3 separate regions of the Homo sapiens genome follow, and regions 2 and 3 are each linked to region 1. Evidence: read pairs that join two places in POLR2A ChIA-PET (ENCODE). Cell type or tissue: CD4-positive, alpha-beta T cell. All regions are shown on one strand. Links, peaks and the distances in the headings refer to the core of each region. The heading gives the core; the rest is flanking DNA.

The links. ChIA-PET counts read pairs that join two places held together with the same protein. Peaks named below come from ENCODE experiments on the same cell type or tissue, not always from the same donor. Only the 100,000 strongest peaks of a DNase experiment are listed, where the experiment ranks them.
Region 2: POLR2A ChIA-PET joins it to region 1 with 12 read pairs; 31 of 35 experiments call an interaction of 5 or more read pairs at or near these places.
Region 3: POLR2A ChIA-PET joins it to region 1 with 20 read pairs; 31 of 35 experiments call an interaction of 5 or more read pairs at or near these places.

The regions. Positions count from the first base shown.
Region 1 is chr19:47,140,778-47,151,097 of GRCh38, forward strand. SAE1 (SUMO1 activating enzyme subunit 1) reads left to right here. Exons shown (of 9, transcript NM_005500.3): 2 at 2,717-2,828; 3 at 9,425-9,598. Among named protein-coding and RNA genes, the nearest start is that of SAE1, 15 kb to the left of the region's middle. In CD4-positive, alpha-beta T cell, for the core only: no CTCF peak of the experiment used is centred there; a DNase peak (open chromatin) is centred at 5,234; H3K27ac peaks cover 2,768 bases.
Region 2 is chr19:47,224,310-47,229,309 of GRCh38, forward strand. BBC3 (BCL2 binding component 3) reads right to left here. Exons shown (of 4, transcript NM_014417.5): 2 at 3,849-4,137; 3 at 2,255-2,445. The coding sequence starts at 4,122. MIR3190 (microRNA 3190) reads left to right here and starts at 2,633; the gene lies at 2,633-2,712. MIR3191 (microRNA 3191) reads right to left here and starts at 2,710; the gene lies at 2,635-2,710. RefSeq lists enhancers at 1,065-1,564, 2,773-3,715 and silencers at 1,638-2,197, 1,692-1,858, 2,228-2,527, 3,748-4,187. In CD4-positive, alpha-beta T cell, for the core only: no CTCF peak of the experiment used is centred there; DNase peaks (open chromatin) are centred at 1,942, 2,912, 3,672, 4,262 and 2 weaker places; H3K4me3 peaks cover 2,839 bases; H3K27ac peaks cover 2,180 bases.
Region 3 is chr19:47,205,013-47,215,332 of GRCh38, forward strand. SAE1 (SUMO1 activating enzyme subunit 1) reads left to right here. Exons shown (of 9, transcript NM_005500.3): 9 at 4,147-5,624. The coding sequence ends at 4,239. Among named protein-coding and RNA genes, the nearest start is that of MIR3190, 17 kb to the right of the region's middle. RefSeq lists enhancers at 3,979-4,728, 5,720-6,014. In CD4-positive, alpha-beta T cell, for the core only: CTCF peaks have their summits at 5,856 (motif pointing right) and 6,059; a DNase peak (open chromatin) is centred at 5,879.

The sequences.
Region 1 (10,320 bases), core at 2,875-7,874:
AGAATGAGACCCTGTTTCAATAAAACAAAACGTAAACATGGTATTTGGTGTTGATGGCAGTTGAGTATTTAATTTAATTTAATTTAATTTTTTTTGAGACGGAGTCTGTCACCTGGGATGGAGTGCAGCGGCACAGTCTTGGCTCATTGAAACCTCTGCCTCTCAGGTTCAAGCGATTCTCCTGCCTCAGCCTCCCAAATAGCTAGGATTACAGGTGCCCGCCACCAACATGCCCAGCTAATTTTTTTTTTTTAAACAGAGTCTCGCTGTGTCACCCAGACTGGCATGATCTCCGCTTACTGCAACCTCCGCCTCCCAGGTTTGAGTGATTCTCCTGCCTCACTGTCCCGAGTAACTGGGACTACAGGCGCCTGCCACCACGCCTGGCTAATTTTTGTATTTTCTGTAGAGACACGGTTTTGCCATGTTAGCCAGGCTGGTCTCGAACCCCTGGACTCAAGTGATCTGCCCGCCTTGGCCTCCCAAAGTGCTGGGATTACAGGCGTGAGCCCCCACGCCTGGCCATAATTTTTTTTGTATTTTTAGTAGAGAGGGTGTTTCACCATGTTGGACAGGCTGGTCTCGAACTCCTGACCTCAGGTGATCCACCCATCTCAGCCTCCCAAAGTGCTGGGATTACAGGCATGAGTCACCGGGCCCGGCTGAATAATGAATTTTAAACAACTGCAGAGCAGTCTGTAGAGCTATGTAGGAATGTAGGTCGTGGAGAGCAGATTTATTGTCAGGGACTTTTTATATGTAGCTGTTGCTGGAAGAGTTCGGGGAGGGGGAGTGCTTGCTGGTATTGACTCAGCCATGATAAAAAAGCCTTTTTTTGAGGAAATGGCATTGGAGTTGGGTTTTGAAGGGGAAAGGCGTAGGTAGGCATTGAGAGGAAGAAATGGTGCATTTTGCGAGGGTGGAATGTTGTGATTAAATTTTATTTAATTTTTAATTAAATTAATAGCAAACTCTTACCAGCAGAACTTAAATTGTGTGAAAATTATTCTTAGTTATTACTAAATCCTTTTCAGTATGAATAATACATTTGCTGCAGAATTATTAATGAGTTTGGTTACATGATGCAGCCCAAGATCTTGATGAGTTGTTTCATAATACATGATGTAAAGTCTGTATTTCCTTTTTGAAATCTGAAAAAATTGTGACTCTGAAATACTTCTGGTTCAAGAGATTTCAGATAAGATATAGTTGACCTATTCTGCTTCCTACTGACCTCAGAGAAGTCTTGGGATGGCCTGACCTCTGATTGCCTTTTTTCAGCCTCATCTTCTGTCACTTTACAGATTTAAAAAGCTAAAAACAAGGCTGGGCACGGTGGCTCATGCCTGTAATCCCAGCACTTTGGGAGGCTGAGGCAGGTGGATCACTTGAGGTCAGGGGTTCGAGACCAGCCTGAACAACATGGTGAAACTCCGTCTGTACCAAAAATACAAAAACTAGCCAGGCGTGACAGTAGGCGCCTGTAATCCCAGCTACTCGGGAGGCTGAGGCAGGAGAATTGCTTGGACCTGGGAGGCGGAGGTTGTAGTGAGCTGAGATCACGCCACTGCACTCCAGCCTGGGCAACAGAGCGAGACTCTGTCTTTAAAAAAAAAAAAAAAAAGGTAAAAGCAATTCCTGTGTACATGCTCTTTTCATGCCACCATGTGTTTTGCTTGTGTGTTATACTTAACTAGTGCCTCTTCTCAGCACCTCTTCTGCTGTCATGCTAGTTTGAGCCACCATCATCCTCCCTCACCTTAACTGTGACATCTTCCTACCCCCATGGCTTTCCATCATGCCTCGAAGAAAATCCAGAATCCTTCCATTGCATGTAAGAGCCTTCATGATGTGGCCCCTTGTTCCAACTTTTCAGCCTCTCTGTCATTCCTGTCCCTAGAACATGCCAAGCACTCCTGCTTCAGGGCTTTTGCATTTGCTGTTTTCTCTATCTGGAATGTTCTGCTGCCAAATATCTGTGTGTTTGTCCTTTATTTCATTTTGATTTTTGCTCATATGGCATCTCCTCAGAAAGGCTTGTATGATTTCTGTCTCAAATAGCGTTCTCCATCATTCTTGATTCTTGTCACACTTGATTTTCATCACTTTTTCACATATTATGTATCTATTTGTTTATCTGTCTCCTACTTTTTCATGAGGGCAGGGACTATGTCTGATTCACCGCCTTATTTCCACACCATAGAAGGATGCCTGGCATAGTTGGTACTCAATAAATATTTGTTGAATGAATTGTTTTGTGCAGTATGGATTAGAGCCTGTCTCTTTCCTAGATTCGAGGTGTGATGCCTCAATGCAGTTAGAACCAAAATGATTTTTTTTTTTTTGAGACGGAGTCTCACTCTTGTTGCCCAAGTTGAAGTGCAGTGGCATGATCTCGGCTCACTGCAACCTCCGCCTCATGGTTTCAAGTGATTCTCCTGCCTCAGCCTCCCAAGTAGCTGAGATTACAGGCGCCTGCCACTACGCCCAGCTAGTTTTTGTATTTTAGTAGAGACGGGGTTTCACCGTGTTGGTCAGGCTGGTCTCGAACTCCTGACCTCAAGTGATCCGCCTATCTCAGCCTCCTAAAGTGCTGGGATTACAGGCATGAGCCACCGTGCCTGGCAAACCAAAATGATTTGTGTATTTTTTGTTCTTCTGTGATTCTGCAAGCTCACTGTTCTGTATCATCAGGTTAACAATGTTTGTCTTACAGGCTGCGGGCCTCTCGGGTGCTTCTTGTCGGCTTGAAAGGACTTGGGGCTGAAATTGCCAAGAATCTCATCTTGGCAGGAGTGAAAGGACTGACCATGCTGGATCACGAACAGGTGCGCTGTTGTGAGCTCATTCCTCCCCTGCTCTGGCTCCCCTTTCCAGCATGAAGATCTGCAGATTTTGTGAGTTCCTCCTTGTGCCTTAAGGGCTGTGAAAGGAGGGCTAACATTAATAAACCATTGCCTCTGGAGACTGAAGGTGCTATTGTTGGGTTTGAATTCTAGCTCCACCACATCTAGCTGGATGAGCAGTAGAGACTCACACCCCCTCATTGAGCTTGCCTGCCTGTAAAATGGGGTTAGTAATATCTCCCTTGGTGGTTGCTTGTGAGGAGGTGTAGAGAAGTGTTTTTCCAATTTGTGCCTAAAAATGACCTGAGTGACTAACTGAAAATGCAGAGTGGCCTGGAGGCTTCGTGGTGCCCTAGCTTTCACCCCTAGTGATTCTCATTTAGGTCTGAGGCGAGCTCAGGAGTATGTGCATTTAAAAGGTGTTTTAGGGCTGGACGCAGTGGCTCATGCCTGTAATCCCAACACTTTGGAAGGCTGAGGCAGGCGGATCATCTGAGGTCAGGAGTTTGAGACTAGCCTGGCCAACATGGCAAAACTCTGTCTGTACTCAGTATACAAAAATTAGCCAGGCATGTTGGTGTGCACCTGTAATCCCAGCTACTCGGGAGGCTGAGGCACAAGAATCGCTTGAATCTGGGAGGTGGAGTTTGCAGTGAGCTGAGATGGCACCACTGCACTCCAGCCTGGGCAACAGAGTGAGACTTTGCCTTAAAAAGAAATAAATTAATGAAAGGTGTTTCAGGAGATTATGATTTAGATGGTCCACAGACATCACTTTAAAAAACACTGGATCAGGCCAGGCACAGTGGCTCATGCCTGTAATCCCAGCACTTTGGGAGGCTGAGGCGGGCAGATCATGAGGTCAGGAGATCGAGACCATCCTGGCTAGCACGGTGAAACCCCATCACTACTAAAGACACAAAAAATTAGCAGGGCTTGGTGGCGGGCGCCTGTGGTCCCAGCTACTCGGGAGGCTGAGGCAAGAGAATGGCGTGAACCTGGGAGGCGGAGCTTGCAACGAGCCGAGATCATGCCACTGCACTCCAGCCTTGGCAACAGAGTGAGACTCCGTTTCAACAACAACAACAACAAAAACAAACAAAAACAAACAACACTGGATCAGAGAGAATGTGGGCAGACTGCTTTGTATAGTGCTTGAACCTAACAAGTATCCAGTAATTAGGAATAATGATCTGACATGCTGTTTGTTTGTTTGTGTGTTTTTGCGAGACGAGTCTTGCTGTGATGCCCAGACTGGAGTGCAATGGCGCAATCTCCGCACACTGCAACCTCCGCTTCCCGGGCTCAAGTGATTCTCCTGCCTCAGCCTCTGAAGTAGCTGGGATTACAGGCACGCACCACCACGCCTGGCTAAGTTTTGTTTTGTTTTTTTTTTGAGACGGAGTTTAGCTCTTGTTGCCCAGGCTGGAGTGCAATGGCGTGATCTTGGCTCACTGCAACCTCTGCCTCCCAGGTTCAAGCAATTCTCCTGCCTCAATCTCCCGAGTAGCTGGGATTACAGGCATGCAACACCATGCCTGGCTAATTTAACGTTTTTAGTAGAGACCGGGTTTCTCCATGTTGGTCAAGCTGGTCTTGAACTCCGACCTCAGGTGATCCTCCCACCTCGGCCTCCCAAAGTGCTGGGATTGCAGGCGTGAGCCACCGCACCCGGCCATGCCTGGCTAAGTTTTGTTATTTTTAGTAGAGATGGGGTTTCACCATATTGGCCAGGTTGGTCTCGAACTCCTGACCTCAGGTGATCCGCTGGCCTCGGCCTCCCAAAGTGCGGTGATTACAGGTGTGAGCTACCATCCCCTGCTGACATAATGCTGTTTGATTAATATTATAATGGTAGAGCCCAACTCCAATGTAGCTTTCTCTGACCAGGCTCATCTTCAAGGTGAAAATAAGTGCTGCTCTCTCTACATTCCCATGCCTCAGTGACATTTTATTTATTTTATTTATTTATTTTGAGACAAAGACTTACTCTGTCGCCCAGGCTGGAGTACAGTGACACAACCTCAGCTCACTGCAACCTCTGCCTCCCGGGTTCAAGCACTTCTCCTGCCTCAGCTTCCCTAGTAGCTGGGATTACATAATTACTTCATCTGGTTGTAAGAATCCAACATTGGAGGCCAATCACAGAACAGTGCGATTCTGACACCACAGGTGTGAGGCCACTGCACCCATCTTAGAGCGTATTATGTAGTTTACATTCAACAAGCATCTGAGAGCACCTACTGGGTGCCCTGAAGTCTGCTAGGTGCTGGTGATAGAAAGATGCTCACGGTTTGGTTCCCATTCTCAAGGTTTTTTTTTTTTTTTTTTTCCGGAAACCATAGCAGGCTCCCTGACTGAGGTTGTGGTACATGAAAGATTTCCTGGAGTCCTGATCTGAGCTAAGTCTTAAAGAACAAGGAGGGTTGTCAAGATAAGAGCCTGTGTTTTAGGCAGGGGACATAGCAGTGTCACAAAGGCACCCTACAGTGTGGTAGAAATGGAAGCTAAAAGTAGTTTGGTGTTTTTAGAGTGTGAGACCCAAAGTGGTGGGTAGGGACAGGTTGCTGGTGAAGTCCAAGTCAGGAGGGGCTCCTAGGAAGCCCCACTGTAAGCTTTTACTTAATCCTCTGGGTGGTGCAGACTCACTGAAGAGTTTCAAATGACAGGAAGGGTGACATGGTTAGCTTTGGGCTTTATGTGTAGATCAGTAATTACTGTATAAACTATGGTTGGCACAAAATACAGGGCAGAAGACCACTTAGAAGGCAGTTTTTAGTAGTTTAGGTGAGAGGTGAAAGTGGCCTTGCTGATAGGGATGGCAGGAAGCACACAGATGTGAGAAATAGATTTAGGTGGTAGAATTGGGAGGTCTGTGTATGGGAGCTTAAGGAAAGCCAGGAATAACCAGAGCAGCTGACACTGAAGGGGCTAGGCACTGTTCTCAGAGCTGCAGTTGTATTATCTCATTGAGTCCTCACAACACATCTGAGATCAAGGACCCATTACCATCCCTGTTTTACAGATGGGAAAACTGAGTAAAAGGAAGAAAAGTACTGGCCCATCCAAGGCCCCAGTAGTTAGTGGTACGGCCGGGACCCAGGCATCTGACTCCAGAGCCCATGTTCTCAGCCACCTCACTATGGACCACTCTCATGGAAATAGCAAGGATATGAAGATGAGGCTTCTGGCTTGAGTGACTGGGTGGGTGGCTGGTGGACTCCGGAGACAGCACACAGAAGCAGGCAGACATGTAGGGTTTATGGATATCTGAGAGAAAACGGCTGGTGGGCAGTACAGTAGAGAAGACTCAGGTGGATCAGGAAGAAATCTGCACCAGAAAGAGTGATTTGAAAAATAACAGCAGATTTTGGTAGAAACTGAAAGAGGCATTGAGTTGGTTTATGGAGCTATACAGAGTGGAAAGATAAGTAATTCTGAGATGGAAGCTTGGGGACAGCCACACCTAAGAGGGCCCAAATTGAGACTAGAATGTGTAGCACGAGAGGAGAGCAAAGCAAGGAAGGTGTGATCTGTGGACTGATAGTGATGAAATGATAATTGTATGTGTATGGGTTTTTTTTTTTTTTTTTTTTTTTTTTTTGAGGCAGTCTCACTGTTACCCTTGCCGGAATGCAGTGGGCATGATCATGGCTCACTGTAGCCTTAACTTCCTGGGCTCAGGGTATTCTCCCACTTAAGCCTCCCAGTAGTTGGGACTACAGGTGCACGCCACCACACCTGGCTAATTTTTTGTATTTTTTGTAGAGACTGGGTTTCATGATTGTTGCTCAGGCTGGTCTTGAACTTTCTGGGCTCAATTATATGTTTTTTTTGTTTGTTTTTTTGAGATGGAGTCTCACTTGTCGCCCAGGCCGGAGTGCAGTGGTGAGATCTTGGCTCACTGCAACCTCCGCCTCCTGGGTTCAAGTGATTCTCCTGTCTCAGCCTCCCAAGTAGCTAGGATTACAGGCGTGTGCCACCACACCCGGCTAATTTTTGTATTTTTAGTAGAGATGGGGTTTCACCATGTTGGCTAGGCTGGTCTCGAACTTCTGACCTCAAGTGATCCACCCACCTCAGCCTCCCAAGCTGCTGGGTTTACAGGTGTGAGCCACCGTGCCCAGCCTCAACTGTATTTTTTTTTTTTTTTGAGACAGAGTCTCGCTCTGTTGCCCAGGCTGGAGTGCAGTGGCGCGATCTTGGCTCACTGCAAGCTCTGCCTCCCGGGTTCACACCATTCTCCTGCCTCAGCCTCCCTAGTAGCTGGGACTACAGGCGCCCACCACCACGCCTGGCTAATTTTTTTGTATTTTTTAGTAGAGATGGGGTTTCACCGTATTAGCCAGGATGGTCTCGATCTCCTGACCTCGTGATCTGCCTGCCTTGGCCTCCCAAAGTGCTGGGATTACAGGCGTGAGCCACCACGCGTGGCCCTCAACTGTACGTTTTTATCCATGTCCTCGTTTTATATGGGATTCCCACATTCTTGCTGAGGTTCACACAGTTGTTGAGCCAGGATTTGAATCAAAGATTGAATCCAGCCTGAATTATTTCAGAGCCTTACTGTTAACCATTGTGTGGTACAGCTTCTCAGCACATAATGAGATCCCTGAAGAAGCAGGATGGAATGGGTCAAGGATACAGGGTTAGCCTAGAATGGGAAGTGGGCCAGCTCATTTTCTTGGAGGAGAAGGTAGTAAGATAGAGAGTGTGCTGTGGATGGTTGGTAGGAGGTGTTGAGGGGAGATTACTTCTGTTGTACCTAGTCTTGGTGAAGGTGGCAAGGTTATTTGCAGAGATTAATGGTTAAATTAGATGTTTGATGTGTGAAGAAATACTTTGAGAGCAGTATGGAATCTGTAATCTTACTGGTGGCTATTAGGGGATTATATTATCCTGTCTTTGAGGCTCTGCTCTGCTGATGTTCAGCCTTAGGGGTGAAATAATTCCTCTGTTCCAGTCCCCACTCATCTCTCCACCTCTCTGAGTTCTTTTTTTTTTTTTTTGAGACAGAGTCTCACTCTGTTGCCCAGGCTGGAGTGCAGTGGCACGACCTGGGCTCAATGCAGCGTCTGCCTCCCAGGTTCAAGCGATTCTCCTGCCTCAGCCTCCCGAGTAGCTGGAATTACAGGCGTGTGCCACCACGTCCGGCTAATTTTGTATTTTTAGTAGAGATGGGGTTTCACCATGTTGGTCAGGCTGGTTTTGAACTCTGGACCTCAGGTGATCTGCCTGCCTCGGCCTCCCAAAGTGCTGGGATTACAAGCGTGAGCCACCGCACCTGGCCATAGTCTATCTATGTTTTTTAAAAGTTCATTTCAAGCATTCTTAATTGTGTCTGATTTTTGCACAAGTTTGATTTTTTTTTTAAGTTTTCTCATGAGGTTGCAATTTTTGTTGTTTTTTGAGAGAGGGCCTCTCTGTGTTGTCCAGGCTAGTCTTGAGCTCCTGGCCTCAAGCAGTGATCCTCCTGCTTTGGCGTCCCAAATTGCTGGGATTACAGATGTGAGCTACTGTGCCAGGCTGCACTGGTCTACTTTTTTTTTTTTTTTTTTTTTTTTTGAGACGGAGTCTTGCTCTGTTGCCCAGGCTGGAGTACAGTGGTGCAATCGCAGCTCACTGCAACCTCCGCCTCCCCTGTTGAAGTGATTCTCCTGCCTCAGCCTCCTGGGTAGCTGGGATTACAGGCACACACCACCACACCTGGCTTATTTTTGTATTTTTAGTAGAGATGGCATTTCACCATGTTGGCCAGGTTGGTCTCAAACTCCTGACCTCAGGTGATCCTCCTGCCTCGGCCTCCCAAAGTGCTGGGATTACAGGTGTGAGCCACCGTGCCCTGCCCACACTGGTCTAGTTTTAAACCACTGGAAGACAGAGATTTAATCCTTTAAACTACTTGTGTATTTCCCCAAATGCTTATAGTTGGGCACATGCTAAGTATTTAGTCAATTCTTGCCACTGTTAATCAGTCATTTGTTAGCAGTTACAAATTTGCATAGAAGAAGAAAGCATGGATTTTTTTGTTGACAGTGAATTTTCTTTATAAACACAAGGGGGTGCTCTTTAACCATCAATGACCAGTTTAAAAAAAGTTTAAAGTCATTTTAAAGCCTTAGAAGGAAGCCTGCATAAGGCAAATTGCTACAGGAACAGTAATACATTTTAGGGCTGTGCACAGTGTTTCATGCCTGTAATCTCAGCACTTTGGGAGGCTGAGGCAGGCGGATCACGAGGTCAAGAGATTGAGACCATCCTGGCAAACGTGGTGAAACCCTGTCTCTACTAAAAATACAAAAATTAGCTGTTGTGGTGGTGCGTGCTTGTAGTCCCAGCTACTTGGGAGGCTGAGGCAGGAGGAGAATCATTTGAACCCAGGAGGCGGAGGTTGCAATGAGCCGAGATCATGCCACTGCACTCCAGCCTGGTGACAGAGCAAGACTGTCTCAAAAAAAAAAAAAAAAAAAAATTTAGGTGGTAGGTATTTTAGCTATCCTTTAAAATTTAAAGATTCTTTTTAAGATTTATTTTCCCTAAAAATACAAGACTTAAAAAAATATGTGTATTATTCCTAGGTAACTCCAGAAGATCCCGGAGCTCAGTTCTTGATTCGTACTGGGTCTGTTGGCCGAAATAGGGCTGAAGCCTCTTTGGAGCGAGCTCAGAATCTCAACCCCATGGTGGATGTGAAGGTGGACACTGAGGATATAGAGAAGAAACCAGAGTCATTTTTCACTCAATTCGATGCTGTAAGTTTCTTATTATAAAATCTGCTGTGGGAATTAAACAAATTAAGGTGCTAGTTGTATATACTTTCAAATCCCAAAGCAATCTGAGAGCATTCAAATATCAAATTCTGAGCTTTTTCCCAAGAAAATGTATAAGCTGTTCTATTGTTTAGGCTTAGTATATTGTGTGAATGTGTTGCTAGAGAGGTCCAGTCTGTTGCATCTGCTGTAGTTGTTGGTGACTTGCTGTCTGCTGGCTTCTTCTCTGGGCATATGTTCCCTCAGCCAGGTTTCGTCTTTGGTGTTTTGTCTTCCTTCCAGAATCTTTGCACATAACTTTAATCCATGTTATTGCAAATGTTTTCTTCCGAAAACTTAACAAGTTGGTGATTAATTTCTGTGGCAGCGGCATTTTTTTGTTAGAAATATCAAACTACAGCTTGTGTTTTGTCTTAAGAAAAGCACACCTGATCTTGATCTATGTCTGTCTGTCTGTTTCTCACAGTCACATTGACCATGTTGCCATGGATAACTAGAGAAAAATCACTGTAGTCGTAAGTCAAATGAGGCATATCCAGCCTCATTTAGTTTCACTGCCAAATCTATGCGGAGGTGAAAGGATAAATTCTTTGTCAATATCTGCAACCTTTCAGACATAGTTCCCTGCATTCTGGAAAAGCTTAACAAATCTTGATAAATGTGAAATAGTCATAGATGAGCTACTAGTTTTTTAAATGAAAGGC
Region 2 (5,000 bases), core at 1-5,000, 81 kb after region 1:
TAAAATAAAATCTGAAATACATTTAAAAATAGTCTGGGTGAGGTAGCTCAGACCCATAATTCCAGCAATTTGGGAGGCCAAGGCAGGAGGATCACTTGAGGCCAGGAGTTTGAGACCAGCCTGGGTAACACAGAAAGACCTGATCTCTACAAAAAAATAAAATAAAAATTAGCCAGGCATGGTGGATCTGCCTGTGGTCCCAGCTACTTGGGAGGCTGAGGCGGGAGGATCCCTTAAACCCAGGAGTTGGAGGCTGCAGGGAGCTGTGATTGAACCACGGCACTCCAGCCTGGGAGACAGTGAGACCCTGTCTCTAAACATAAAATAAAAATACATATCTATCCTAAATATCCATCAATGAGAAAATGAATAAGGATACTATGTTTATCCAACAGAATACTATGTAGCAGTGAAAATGACTTTTTTTTTTTTTTTTTTTGAGACAGAGTTTCATTCTGTCCTCCAGGCTGGAGTGCAGTGGCATGATCTCCTGATCTCGGCTCACTGCAACCTCCACCTCCTGGGTTCAAGAGATTCTCCTGCCTCAGTCTCCCAAGTAGCTGGGATTACTGGCGTGTGCCACCATGCTCAGCTACTTTTTGTTTCTTTTTTTTTTTTTGAGACAGATTTTCGCTGTTGTTGCCCAGGCTGGAGTGCAATGGCACGATCTCGGCTCACCGCAACCTCTGCCTCCCGGTTTCAAGCAATTATCCTGCCTCAGCCTCCCGAGTAGCTGAGATTACAGGCATGTGCCACCACGCCTGGCTAATTTTGTATTTTTAGTAGAGACGGGGTTTGTTCATGTTGGTCAGGCTTGTCTCGAACTCCCGACCTCAGGTGATCCGCCCTCCTCAGCCTCCCAAAGTGCTGGGATTACAGGCATGAGCCACCACGCCCGGCCTTAATTTTTGTATTTTTAGTAGAGACGAGGTTTCACCATGTTGGCCAGACTGGTCTCAAACTCCCAACCTCAAGTGAGCCACTTGCCTCCGCCTCCCAAAGGGCTGGGATTACAGGCGTGGGCCACTGCACCAGGCCGAAAATGGCTGTATTTGTTGTTTCTTTTTTGAGATGGTCTTGCTCTGTCCCCCAGGCTGGAGTTCAGTGACCCTTCATGGCTCAGTGCAGCCTCGACTTCCTTGGCTCAAGGGACCCTTTCACCTCAGCCTCCCAAGTAGCTGAGACTACAGGCCCGCGCCACCACACCCGGCTAATTTTTGTATTTTTTGTAGCAACGGGGATCTCATTATGTGGCCCAGGCTGGTCTGGAACTCCTGGGCTCAAGCGTCCTTCTATCTCCGCCTCCCAAAGTGCTGGGATTACAGGAGTGAGCCACCGTGCCTGGCTGAACATAGATGAATGGAAGCTCTTTTGCCCATATGGTGAATCTGAAGCCTAATATTGAGGGAAAAAGGAATTCTGGGGAGAAACAAAAACTATGTCATATACGCTAAGCTAAGAATGCTCCATGATTCTAAGCCCTGGTTCTGGCCTGGTAAATACGGAGTAAAAGCAACACCTGCAGGGGTTGAGAGAGGCCAACTCGAGAGATTTCCTTTGGATGCAAGGAGGGGGAAGGGATGGGGAGAGTAAGGAGCTTCACCACATGCGTTTCTGCGGTTTTGTTTGGTTTCTTAATAAGCAAGCAATGCGGGTGTAATGTTCAAACTGAACAGAGCTGCCTGGTGGGCGCATGATGTTTGTGATTTCCCATTCTCTGCTGTGGGCTTCGAATATTTGTTTTAAAAAATCGAGGCCGTGCCAGGGGCTGGGGGGCGGGGCCTCCCGCGGGGCGGGGCTGCGAGCCCACCCCTGCGGTCCCCGGCCCGCCCCGGCGCCCGGGAAACTGTGTGGCGCTGCGGGCCGCGCGAGAGGGACGGCAGGGGGCGGGCGCGGCGCGGCTGCTGACTCACCGGCTATAAATAGCCCGGGATATATGAGCCGCGCCGCCCAGCGCCGCCCTCAGTCCCCGCGGCCGCGGGCCACGGGCGCGCAGCTCCACTCCTCGGCGGCCTAGTCCCTGGCCCTGGCCCTGGCCCTGGCTCGGGCTCCGGCTATGCCAGCCGCGGCGCGGAGTCCTTGGGCGGCTCTGCGGGCGCGCGATTCCCCCCCACCCACTTACCCCCCACCTGCCTGTCCGCGGAGCGACCCAGCCGCGCAGGGCAGCAGCTGCCGCACATCTGGCGGGGGCCGCCTGCCGCCCCCTCCTCCGGCGGAAGTCCCACCTGCCGTCTACCCCACCCCCAGCACTCACCCGCCGCTCGTACTGTGCGTTGAGGTCGTCCGCCATCCGCCGCAGCTGGGCCCCGATCTCCCGGGCCCACTGTTCCTCCTCCCCGCGGACTCCCGGGGCCGCCTGGGTGGGACCGCCCGCCAGAGCCCCCGGGGCGCTGGGCACGGGCGACTCCAGGTGCTGCTCCGCCAGCGAGAGCGAGGGCTGAGGACCTTGGAGAGGCAGAGGGGCGCGGTCAGCACCCACCACCCCTCCAGGCCTCGAGGTGTCTCGGCCTGCTCCCCTCTTTCCCAGCCACTGCTCCCCGCCTCATTTCTAGTGATCCCATCGCTAGTGAGTCAATTTCTCAGCTTCTCCTCCACAGGCACCAGAAAGCAAGAAGTACCTGGGGACGCCGCTCTGGGGTCACCTGTCTGGCCAGCTACGTCCCCACGGCCCTTGTCAGTGTGGAAGGTAGACGGCCAGAGAGGTGACCCCGGGGGTGGTCAGGCTTAACGACCTCTATTTTCCAAAGGGGCCACATTTTGCCTTTTCCATGTGACAGGCAGGGAAACTGAGGCCCGCCCTTAGGGAGTATCCCAAGGTCACACAGGGATACAGTGACTGACCCCACCCAGATCACAAGCCTCAGGTCTCCTGCCCTCTCGTGTCCAACCACAGGGAAGCCACACCTCCGGATGTGGCAGAGGCCTAGAGACCAGAAGGCCAGAGACTGTGGCAGCTTCAGAGCGCGGGCCTGGGGGGCTGGGACGCGGGAGATGCCTTCCTGCCCCCCCCCCCCCCCCACTTCTGAGCGCCCTAGGAGGCTCCTGCCCTCCCGTCCCACCAGGTCCTGGCCTGAGGGTTCCCTAAGGCCTACAGCCAGGGCCTCAGTTTCCACATCTGTGACCTTGGCCTTGAAATCGGTGTCCCCTTCCAGGGCTTCCAGGAACTGAGTTAGGGAAGTTTTCTCTTTCCTCGCTCCCCTTGGGCTGCCGGGACAAGATGGGGGATGGGAAACCAGGACACACTTTCCCTAGAGCGCCTGCCGGCAGGGATGGGGCTCCACGGGCACCACAGGGTTAACAGCCCATCAGGCAGGGGACCTTTAACCCTTCCCTCCCCAAGACTCCCCCACCTCCCCGAGGGGACTTCCCAACACAATGGCCCCTCCCCCTCTCCTTCCTCCGCCGGGACTGCTGAGGACAGCCCCTGGCCAAAGAGATGCAAATAAAAGCAAAAGGCCTCTCGACCCCTCCCCAGAGGCCAGAGTTGACAGTCCTCCCGCTCGGCCCACTCTCCCTGCAACAGGAATCCTCCAGGGGGTCTAGAGGACCCAGACTGGGGGAGGGGAGCTGGGATGCAGCTGTTGCCCCAGGCCCGGAAGAGACAGTGGGCTGCAATTCGGGGACTGCAGTCAGATTCCAGGAGGGACTTCCCACTTGACCTCCCCCTCCACCCCCAGCCTCCGTCTTCCTGCTTCTTGCAACACAAAGACCACATTGGCCACACCCTCCCAGTGGCCCGGCTGGGCCCGCCACCTCCCCCCGTCCTCTCCCACTTCTCCAGTTCCTCCGAGTCTCCAGCCCTCTCTCTTCCCGGCTCCTATCACCCCGGGGGCGGGGCGGGCACTCACCGTCCGGGCGCGGGCCTCGGGGCCGGCTGCGGGGACCCCCAGGCCAGCGGGAACCCCCCAGGGCGGCGGTGACGGCGGGTGGGGCGGTGGGGGCGCAGAGGTAGGCAGCGGGCAGCAGGGTGGGGGCGGCGGGGGCGGCAGCCAGGCCGGGCTCGCAGAGGCCGCAGGACACTGCCGAGGGCACCAGGCGGCCGAGCGGGAAGGGGCGCGGGCCGTCGCGGGCCAGGCCCTCTACGGGCTCCGGGGAGCTGCCCTCCTGGCGTGCGCGGGCCATGGCGCTCCCTGGGGCCTGCGGGACACGGGAGGAGGAGCAGGTCAGCAGGGAAGTACCAGGGCCCACTGTACCTCCAGCCTACCCGGGGTTAGGACCCAGATGGAGAAGAGTGGAGGTGTGTGTGCATGCGGAGGGGGTGACGGCCCCACAGAGACACGCCCAGCCGGGGGATGACACCACCGGGTCCTGGCTGGCCTGGAGAGCCTCCCGTGCATACGGTGATGGGCACACAGGAGGGACAGGGGGCACAGGACGGCTCTCACAGCAAGGACAGGGCTCACACAGGACGGATGGAGGGGTCTAGCAGGTGTGTGTATGAGGGCTGTGACAGTCCCACAACACAAACTCACTCCACTTGGGACTCACAGCATGGGCTGGTGGGGACAACTTTCCCAACACAGCGACGGGCACACAGGGAGGGCAGTGAGGCACAGCGAGGCCCCCACAGCACACACACAAGGACTCACACGGGACTGGCCAGCCTGACCGCCCACCCCACCTCCCACTTGCACACAAACACTGAGATGGCCCCAGTCTCGGACATCACTACTCAGTACACACAATACACACACACCCCCGACCAAAGCAGGAGCATCCAGACAGACCATCACAAGCACTCTACATACTGCGCACACTGGCTGGCACAATCCATCCCCACACATCCAAACTGTCAAAGTCTCACACACTGACCCACTGTTGATATGCCCAGGGGCACATGCAAACACAATGCAGCCTTTGCAAACACAAACACACACACACAAGCTAGGCACTGCCTCAGTTCCCAAACATGCCCCTCTCCACACACACACACTCACTCCAGAGATAAGACCTGCACACCTCTGGACTCACATATCAACACAAAACAGACACCCACGGAC
Region 3 (10,320 bases), core at 3,294-8,293, 65 kb after region 1:
GTTGCTAAAACTATACCATACCCCCAAATATATTGTACATTCTTTGCAGACTTTGCTATTTGCCCGAAGATGTTAAATTTGCCTTTTGCAGGTTCTTGGCTGCCTTCGTGGACTCCGGTGAGGCTTTTTCCTTCTTTCTTATGGAGCAGAGTCGTGCCTGGTTAAATGATTGGCCATGTCCATGTACATGTCAAGTTTGAGCTTGGGAGGACAGTTTGGAGGCCAGCCCTTAACACTTTGTCTTGGGGTCTGTACATTCTGGAGGCGTTTGGCTCAATTTGTTAGTCACACCGTTTTCCTAAGGCTACTTTTTTTTTTTTTTTTTGTCTATTTTTTCTGATCCTTCTCTCTGGTCTAAATTCTTCCTTTGATCAAATCTAACTTTCTTCTATGTAATGGGCACCGAGGAGATATTTGGAGGGGGAAGAAAAGTGTGCAATGGCCATACCTCTTTCCTTGCTCACATTTTATACATAGCCCAGAGTGATGTGAAAATTACAGTTTATATGCCCAATCTGAGAAGAGGGTAATGGCCACCCAGAGGACTGTTCGAGCAGGATTCTGAGGCTCCCTGTAGACAAACTGCAGGAAAGAGTGCAGCAATGGGAATGTTCTAAGTGGGGAATGGGAATGTACATATTTTTGTAGCCTAAAATGACGACACCACCAATAATAGACAAGACTTACTGAAAGCCCACTGTCTGCCACACAAAGACAGTGTTTTTTACGTGGATACTCATTTCATCTCCCACCGGCCCTATGAGGTAGGAACTCCTGTGATCCCTGGTTTATAAAAGAGAGACTAAGGTGCAGGAAAGAAGATGCTTGCCCAGGCTAGTGAGTGTGGTGCCAGGATGTGGGCCCAGGCAGTCTGGTTTCTGAGCCTGTCCTCTTCACCACGGGGCAGTCATGCATCAGGTGTTGCCTTCAATGGCACCATCATGTAGAGACTGCATGGACCCCAGGGCCGCTGCCCTTGCATTGTCAGCCTTACTTCTGCACATCCCATTGAGGGGCTCCCCCTAAATTTTTCATGTGGGATGGAGACTGGAGGTTGGGGCAGGTAGCCTTGACCCCATTGTTGGTGGTAGTTTCTCACATCCCCATCCTCACACAGCCCCCTCCTTCCTGCCTGCTGGAGACAGCTGGTGCCCAGCATCTTGTTTCTGTTTATCCCAGATAGCCAGAGTACTCTGCATTCTTCGTTGCTGGGTGTGTTTGGAATCTCCTCCTACCCCATCTTGCTTGGGAAGCACTTTACCTTTTGCCCCATGTCACCCCATGCCCTGCTCTCATCCCCAGTACTCCTTCATACTTATTACTGGTCAGCCTTCAGCCAGCTGGCAGGCGGGGCCTGCAGTCCAAGGGCCTCAGACTCACCTTTCTCTCCTGAGGCACTGTCTGAGCGCCTATGGAAAGCTTACACTAGGAGATGGGTCAAGCGCAAGTCTGCTCCTTTGGAATCATCTTTTGCGTCTTTCCTTTCTTACGTCCTTCTAGATACCCTATTTTATATCCATGTCTACTTCCTTGGGTTTAAAGCAGTTTTCCTTTCTCTCCATCCCCACCGTCCACGGCAGGTCTCCCTGTCTATGGTAAGAGAGGTGATAGTGAAAGCAGCAGCCATCCCAGGTTCATGGTAAAACACATACCATCTCCTGTATCTTGGGTTTGAGGGTCTAAGAGTTCCACCTGTGTACTGTTGGACCCTTCCACCTGGCTAGGTTGGTGGCATCCCCAGTATTGGTAAAGGACTCCTGGCCCTATTATTATTAATAGCAGCTCCTACTTACTAAGAATTTACTACGTGCTCGGCACTTTACAAGCCTAGTCACATTTCATTCTCACCAAAACTCTAGCAGGCAGGTGCTTTTTATTTGCCTATTTGCCCAGAGAAGCAAACTTCTTTCTGATCCAAGCTCCATGTGGACAGAGACCTCAGAATCCTTAATGTCTAGCTGAATACCTGGCATAGAGTAGATGCTTAATAAATGTTCCCTTGACTGGGTGCAGTAGCTCATGCCTGTAATTCCAGCACTTTGGGAGGATTGCTTGAACCTAGAAGTTCAAGACTAGCTTGGGCAACATGAGGAGACCTCATCTCTACAAAAGTCCCAGCTACTCAAGAGGGTATGGGAGGATATCTGGAGCTGGGGAGACGGAGGTTGCAGTAAGCCGAGAATGTGCCTCCCACCTGGGTAGCAGAACAAGATCCTATCTCAAAAAATTAAAAACATTTACAAATAAATAAAATTTCCCTGGAAAAATGGCTGACTAACACTATTTGTATATGGTAGATGTGATTGTCCCTGTTTTATGGATGAGGAAAAGGGTTTGGTGCTGAGTTTGAAGAGGAGCAGTTCAGGATGTGTAGCCCCACCTTCCTCATGAATGATGGGACGGTGCTCCTGGGAACCGTTAAACCCTGCCCTGGCAGCTTGCCTAGGTGATGTCTTCCTCTTTAAATGGTAGCTTGTGGTGAAATTTCAATCCTTTCTGGGTTAAGGACCTGTTTGAAAATTTGTGACAATTGTGAACCCTTTCTCAGAAAGATGTATGTGCATACAAGACTCAGTATGTTGTTTCGGGGGCTGACCCTGCCTCAAAAGACAGGGCCACGTGCTCACTCTCCTTCCCACCCCTCTCTCTCGCTCTCTGTTGCCCAGGCTGGAGTACAGTGGTGCCATCACAGCTCACTGCAGACTTGATTTCCCTGGACTTAAGTGATCCTCCCACCTCAGCTTCCTGAGGCACTGAGACTATAAGCACACGCCACCACATCCAACTAATTTTTTTTATTTTTTGTAGATATGGGGTTTTGCCATGTTGCCCAGGCTGGTCTCGAACTCCTGGGCTCAAGTGATTCTCCCGCCTCGGCCTCCCTAAGTGCTGGGATTACAGATGTGAGACATTAAGCCCAGCCCTGTTCTTGTATTTTAAAGTGCTCTGTCTGGTAACCCCACAAGATAATCACCATTGCCATTGCTAAATAGCATTGTCCAGGCCCTCTGGATCCCAGCCCTGACCCCCTGTGGAAGCCTAGCGACTCTATGTCCTCATGGAATAGCCCCCGCTTCTGCATCAGTGTGTTCCTTGATTAAATGTGTCCCCTTAGGTGATAAAGGCCACAGCCTAAGAACTGCCACCTTTCTCAGTTGAATAGTCATGAATAATTATTTCTGCTGTTTGCCCAATGGTGGTGCAACACAGTGTTAGTCATTGTTTTAGTTTTAAGGTGTTTTTTTGTTTGTTTGTTTTTTGTTTTGAGACAGGGTCTCACTCTGTTCCCCAGGCTGGAGTATAGTGGCACTATTACAGCTCACTGCAGCCTCAATGTCCCAGGCTCAAGCGATCCTCCCACCTCAGCCTCCCGAGTAGCTGGCACCTTGGGCATGCATCACCATACCTGGCTAATTTATGTCATTTTTCTTTTTCTCTTTTTTTTTGAGACAGAGTCTCACTGTGTCGCCCAGGCTGGAGTGCGGTGGCGCAATCTCAGTTTACTGCAACCTCTGCCTCCTGGGTTCAAGCAATTCTCCTGCCTCAGCCTCCCGAGTAGCATGCCACCATACTCGGCTAATTTCTGTATTTTTAGTAGAGACAGGTTTCACCGTGTTGGCCAGGCTGGTCTCCAACTCCCAACCTCAGGTGATCCGCCCACTTCAGCCTCCCAGAGTGCTGGGATTACAGGCGTGAGCCACTGCGCCCCACCTATTTTAGTTTTCATATAGACGGGATCTCACCATGTTGCACAGACTGGTCTTGAATTCCTGGGCTCAAGTGATTCTCCCACCTCAGCCTCCCAAAGTGCTGGGATTACAGGTGTGAATGTGCCTGGCCCTGGCCTGTTTTACATTTTTGAGATACATAGTTTAACCCAGGCAAATACATTTCTTAATCTCATGTTAGGAAAATAAGGTAATGTTTGGAGAGGTTAAATAATCTCCCCATGGACACACAGCTTGTAAGGGACAGAGCAAGGAGATAGGACAATCAAAATTGTCTCCAGACATTGCCAAATAGCCCTTTGGGAGCAAAATCGACCCCAGTTAAGAACCACTGCCCTAGACTGCTTTTAGAATTTTTTTTTCCCTCTATTCCTCTTAAAGCACTTGAGCTAAACCCTCTTTTCATTTTTCTCCCCAGGCCCTGTCTCAGCGGGACCCTCCTCACAACAACTTCTTCTTCTTCGATGGCATGAAGGGGAATGGGATTGTGGAGTGCCTTGGCCCCAAGTGAACTCAAGATTTGGCAGCCCCAGAGATGCCAACTGCAGCATGCCCACCTGTATTCCCTGTCCCCTTCCTTCATGAAGGCATCTCCAGGCAAGGAAAACTGAAGTCATTGGCCCGATACAAAACATTTCCTGCAACGAAGGAGGTGGTGCCGACGTGCTGCTTCCCATCACCAGCAGCTGCTCGACAAGGGGCGCAGGGTGGCTGTCTTTGTTCCAGCACTGTTCAGGCTGCCTGTCATCCCGGGCCTGCCAGCTCCCCTGAGTGATGAGCACTTCCAAGCACCCCTCTGCCCTTTCTCTGTCCTTATGCTGTCCCGGCCTCGCCAGCCCTCTGGGGCATTGTGGGAGATGCCTGCCAGGAATGAGCAAGCTCTGTTGCTCGGGAGCCTCTTGTCACCTTCTTGGACTTATTCCCCACCTGATACCTTATAGAGAAAAGTGTGAATTCAGGTGGAGAGTAGGCCCAGGCCCCATGAGGCACCAGTGGAAGCACAGCTCCAAGTTCAGACAGGTGCCCTTAGAGAGGAAAACCATGACAGGCAAATGCATTTCCTCTGGAGTTTGAGACCCTGACAAACAACAGGTGGCATCTGGTGTGCTGTTCTTGAGTTTTCGTTTAGGATTAGTTGAGTTCCAGCTGGGTTTTGGGAGAAAGGAGATGCTACCAAGTCTTGGATGTTAGGGCGAGACCCTGCAAGTTGAGTATTAGAGAGCTTGTCTTTCAAGGCAGGTTCCTGGGGCTTCAGGGCTAGGAGGGAGGAGCCTGCCCTTTTAACAGAACCCCAGTCACATGCGGCTCAAGTCACTCAGAGGCTGTTGCATTTCAGGGCTATGTTGGTCCTTTGTTTACCTCCTAAACCACAGCTGTTTGTGTTTCACATATGTTGTGAATTTTCCTTGGTTCTTTTTAAAGGAATGATAATAAAGTTACTTGCTTTAGGATTTGCTTGTTTTTCTTCCACTTCAGAAGCTTCTGAGAGGGAATGGGATGATCCTACCAGTTGCCTTTTCAGACCTGAGGCTCTAACTCAAGAGATTCCTCCTCTCCCTCACCATTCCTGCCACCATTTTTTCTGGGTGATGCAGCAAGAGTTAAATTGTTCACATTCTAGAATGTGTAGAAGCTTCTGGCTCCAGTTGTCTAATGGATAATTCAGCTAAATAGTGGCTATTTTCAGTGGCAAGAATTATAATAATAAAGGGAAGTCAAAAGTGATGCTTCATATGCCCCAAGTGCCACAGCCGCTACGGGTCAGAGCTTTTATTGGAAGACCAGGTTTGCCTTGATGCAGCCAAAGTGCGTTCCAGTTCACCCCACTCTTGCTTGTGTTTCTTCTTTATGTAAATTGTGTGATGTTTCAATAAATCAGTCTCTTTCCTATTCTGATCCTGCAGCAGTTAGTCGGGGAGAAAAGTGGTCTTCACTACAGAAGGGCCTCTGTTCCTCAACCCTGCATCACCTGCTCCCGCCGGAGGTGAGACAGGGGCTGCATTTCGGAAAGGATCCGTGTCTCGCCACCTTTAGTGCAAGTCAGTGGCGTCAGGGTCAGCAGTTACATTGCTGCATGAATTTCACGTGGTCTTTAAATTCTGAGCTAATTATACTCTTGACTGTAATGTGCAGCCTTGGTCACAAGGGGGAGCAGGTGGGTCTGGATTGATAAAAACAAAATTGTAGAATCGTCCCGGAAGCTTCAAACTTTTCCACCCTGTACCTCTAACGGCAGAGATTAAGTCACCCAGAGGACCCCTCAGGAATCGAGGGGAAAGCTGCCAGCCCCAGGCAAGAAATGTCTAGTTTCTACAAATTTCATAAACTGCCACATGATGTTTGTATTAATCATAAAAATGAAGAAAAAAAGGCCAGGCGTGGTGGCTCACGCCTGTAATCCCAACATTTTGGGAGGCTGAGGCGGACGAATCACGAGGTCAGGAGTTTGAGAGCAGCCAGGCCAACGTGGTGAAACCCTGTCTACTAAAATTACAAAAATTAGCCGGGCATGGTGGCGGGTGCCTGTAATCTCAGCTACTGGGGGAGGCTGAGACAGGAGAATCACTTGAACCTGGGAGGCGGAGGTCGCAATGAGCTGAGGTCGCACCACTGCACTCCAGCCCGGGTAACAGTGTGACACTCCATCTCAAAATCTGCAGTCAGTCAGGCATGGTGGGAGGCTGTGGCGGGAGAAGCACTTCAGCCCAAGAGTTCGTGACCAACTTGGGAAACAAAGCAAGACCCCATCTCCACAAAAAAAGAAATAGCTGAGCATAGTGGCTTGTGCCTGTGGTCACAGCTGCTTGGGAGACTGGGGCAGGAGGATCACTTGAGCCCAGGAGTTTGAGGCTGAAATGACCTGGATTTCACCACTGCACTGAAGCCTGGGTGAAAGAGTGAGACACTGTCTCGAAAAAAAAATCCCAGCACTTTGGGAGGCCGAGGCGGGCGGATCGCGAGGTCAGGAGTTCAACACCAGCCTGACCAACATAGTGAAACCCCGTCTCTACTAAAAAAAAAAAATACAAAAACTAGCTGGGCATGGTGGCGCGTGGCTGTAATCCAGCTACTCAGGAGGCTGAGGCAGGAGAATCGCTTGCACCTGGGAGGCGGAGGTTGCAGTGAGCCGAGATCGTGCCACTGCAGTCCAGCCTGGGCAACAGAGCGAGACTCCATCTCAAAAAAAAAAAAAAAAGTTATCTTGACGTATGTTCTATTAGCTCATTACAGGTGTGGAAGAGATGGCTTAGGTTGCAGGTGGTAAGTTTAATGATAACAACCAATGGTCATTATACCCATGCAACCTGCCTGGTACTTTTCAGAATCCTTGTTCTTTGAGTTGGAATCCCCACAGCAACCCCATGGGGATAGATGCTGTTCTCCTACCCATACTGGAGATAAGGAAACAGGCTCACCTCACAAGCAAGGGAGAGATGGAAATGGCGCTGACTGGGAAAGCTGCGGTGCGGGGCACTCAGTAGAGATTCATGTAGTGGCACGGCTTGTTCGCTCAGTGAGAACAAGATTTTGGGCTTCCCTTCACAAGTCCCTGAGACCCAGTAGTCACTGGAAAACATCATGTCGGCCTTCATAAAAGAGGGCCTTCAACTAGGTCCAAAAGGGTGGGTGGATTTGGTTCCTAAGCTTGTACGATATTCAAGCAATATACAAGCATAAAGAGAAGATTCCTCTCCGCTGCAGGGCACAGCCTGTCAGCACAATGTTGGCCACATAATAAGAGCAGCTGACTTCACAGCTAAACTGCATTTTGGAGAGAAATATGAGATGCTTTTTGGACATGTTAGCTGTATCCACTTTCTTTTTTTCTTTTTCTTTTTTCTTTTTTTTTTTTTTAATAGACGGAGTCTTGCTCTGTCACCCAGGCTAGAGTGCAGTGGTGTGATCTCGGCTCACTGCAACCTCCACCTCCTGGTTTCAAGCAATTCTCCTGCCTCAGCCTCCCAAGTAGCTGGGATTACAGGCCCCGGCCACCATGCCCAGCTAATTTTTGTACTTTTAGTAGACAGGGTTTCACCATGTTGGCCTGGCTGCTCTCGAACTCCTGACCTGAAGTAATCCACCTGCCTCAGCACCCAAAATGCTGGGATTATAGGTGTAAGCCACAGCGCCCAGCCTAGCTTTATCCACTTTCATATCCACTCCCCGGAGGTCACCCCTGTTAACTGTTGAGAGTGAATCCTTCCAGACTGCCATGTTCAAACCTAGACTCTACCACTCAGCCATGTGACCCTCGCTACACTACTTTCTGTTACCCCATCCCTAAAATGGGTAGAATAGTGGCACATTCCTCAGATATGTGGGGATTAAAAAATCAGTCTTTGAATCAATATTGCTCAATGTTAGCTGCTATTTTACATATTCATAAATAACTTTTTCTCCAATGTGCTTTTTTCTCAATATGTCTTGGAGATCCTTGTCAGTATTTCATGCATCAAATTCCATAACCAAAACAGGTGAACCATTAACTATTGAATCAGTCTGCTGCTGTGTGACATTGTGCACACTTAGGAAAGACTTCCCAAAGCCAAGTTCCAGGGTTAGCAAGTATAAAAATGCATTTTAGGAGTTGGTTCTTGTTTTTTATTTTGTTTTGTTTTTTGAGACAGAGTCATGCTCTGTTGCACAGGCTGGAGTGCAGTGGCGTGATCTCGGCTCACTGCAACCTCTGCCTCCCGGATTCAAGCAACTCCTCTGCCTCAGCCTCCTGAGCAGCTGGGACCACAGGCGCCCACCACCACGCCTGGCTAATTTTTCTATTTTTAGTAGAGACGGGGTTTCACCATATTGGCCAGTCTGGTCTCGAACTCCCAACCTGATGATCTGCCCACCTCAGCCTCCCAAAGTGCTGGGATTACAGGCATGAGCCACCGTGCCCAGCCTGTTTTGTTTTTTTAGTGATAGGGTCTTACTCTGCCACCCAGGCTGGAGTGCAGTGGTGTGCAATCATGGCTCACTGAAATCTTGATTTTGAGGGCTCAAAGTGAGTCTCCCACCTCAGTCTCTTGAGTAGCTGGGACCACAGGCAGGCACCACCATACCTGGCTAATTTTTTCCCCCGGCTAATTTTTTTTTTCTTTTCTTTTTCTTTTTTTTTTTTGAGTTGGAGTGTTGCTCATTTGCCTAGGCTGGAGTGTAGTGGCATGCTCTCAGCTCACTGCAAGCTCCACCTCCCGGGTTCACGCCATTCTCTTGCCGCAGCCTCCCGAGTAGCTGGGACTACAGGCGCCCGCCACCACGCCCGGCTAATTCTTTGTATTTTTAGTAGAGACAGGGTTTCAGCATGTTAGCCAGGATGGTCTCGATCTCCTGACCTCGTGATCCACCCGCCTCGGCCTCTCAAAGTGCTGGGATTACAGGCGTGAGCTACCACGCCCGGCCTTTTTTTTTTTTTGTATTTTTAGTAGAGACGGAGTTTCACCATGTTCCCCCTGGCTAATGTTTTTAAAATTATTGGCTGGGTGCGGTGGCTCATGCCTGTAATCCCAACATTTTGGGAGGTCGAGGTGGCTGGATCACCTGAGGTCAGGAGTCACCAGACCAGCCTGACCAACATGGTGAAACCCCGTCTCTACTGAAAATACAAAAATTAGCTAGGTGTTGTCCACATGCCTGTAATCCCAGCTACTCTGAAGGCCGAGGCAGGAAAATCGCTTGAACCCAGGAGGTGGAGGTTGCAGTGAGCCGAGATCGAGCAGTTGCACTCCAGCCTAGGCAACAAGAGCGAAACTCCATCTCAAAAAATATATATACATATTTTTAGTAGCCATGAGGTCTCACTATGTTGCCCAGGCTTAAACTCTGGCCTCAAGTGATCCTCTTACCTCAGCCTCCTAAAGTACTGTGATTACAGATGTAAGCTACTACGTCTGGCTGGTACTTTTCTTTCTTTTCTTTCTTTTTTTTTTTTTTGAGATGAAGTCTCACTCTATCGCCCAGGCTGTAGTGCAGTGGCACAATCTCGGCTGACTGCAACCTCCGCCTCCCGGGATCAAGCAATTCTCCAACCTCAGCCTCCCAAGTAGCTGGGATTATAGGTGCACGCCGCCCAGCTAATTTTTTAATTTGTAATTTTTTTACTTTTTATTTATTTATTTTGAGACAGAGTTTCACTCTTGTCACCCAGGCTGGAGTGCGATGATGTGATCTTGGCTCACTACAACTTCCACCTCCTGGGTTCAAGCAATTCTCCTGCCTCAGCCTCCTGAGTAGCTGGGATTACAGGTGCCCACCACCACACCCAACTAATTTTTGTATTTTTAGTAGAGACAGGGTTTCACCATGTTGACCAGGCTGGTCACAAACTCCTGACCTCAAGTGATCCACCCGCCTCAGCTTCCCAAAGTGCTGGGATTACAGGTGTGAGCCAACACTACCGGCCAGAAATTTACAGATGTTAAAGGCTCAGTGAATCCCAAACGGGATAAACATGAAGAATATCATGTTTAGAAAAAACATCTAGGTGGCCGGGTGCAGTGGCTCATGTCTGTAATCCCAGCTGCTCAAGAGGCTGAGGCAGGAGAACTGCTTGAACCCAGGAGGCAGAAGTTGCAGTGAGAATCATGTCACTGCA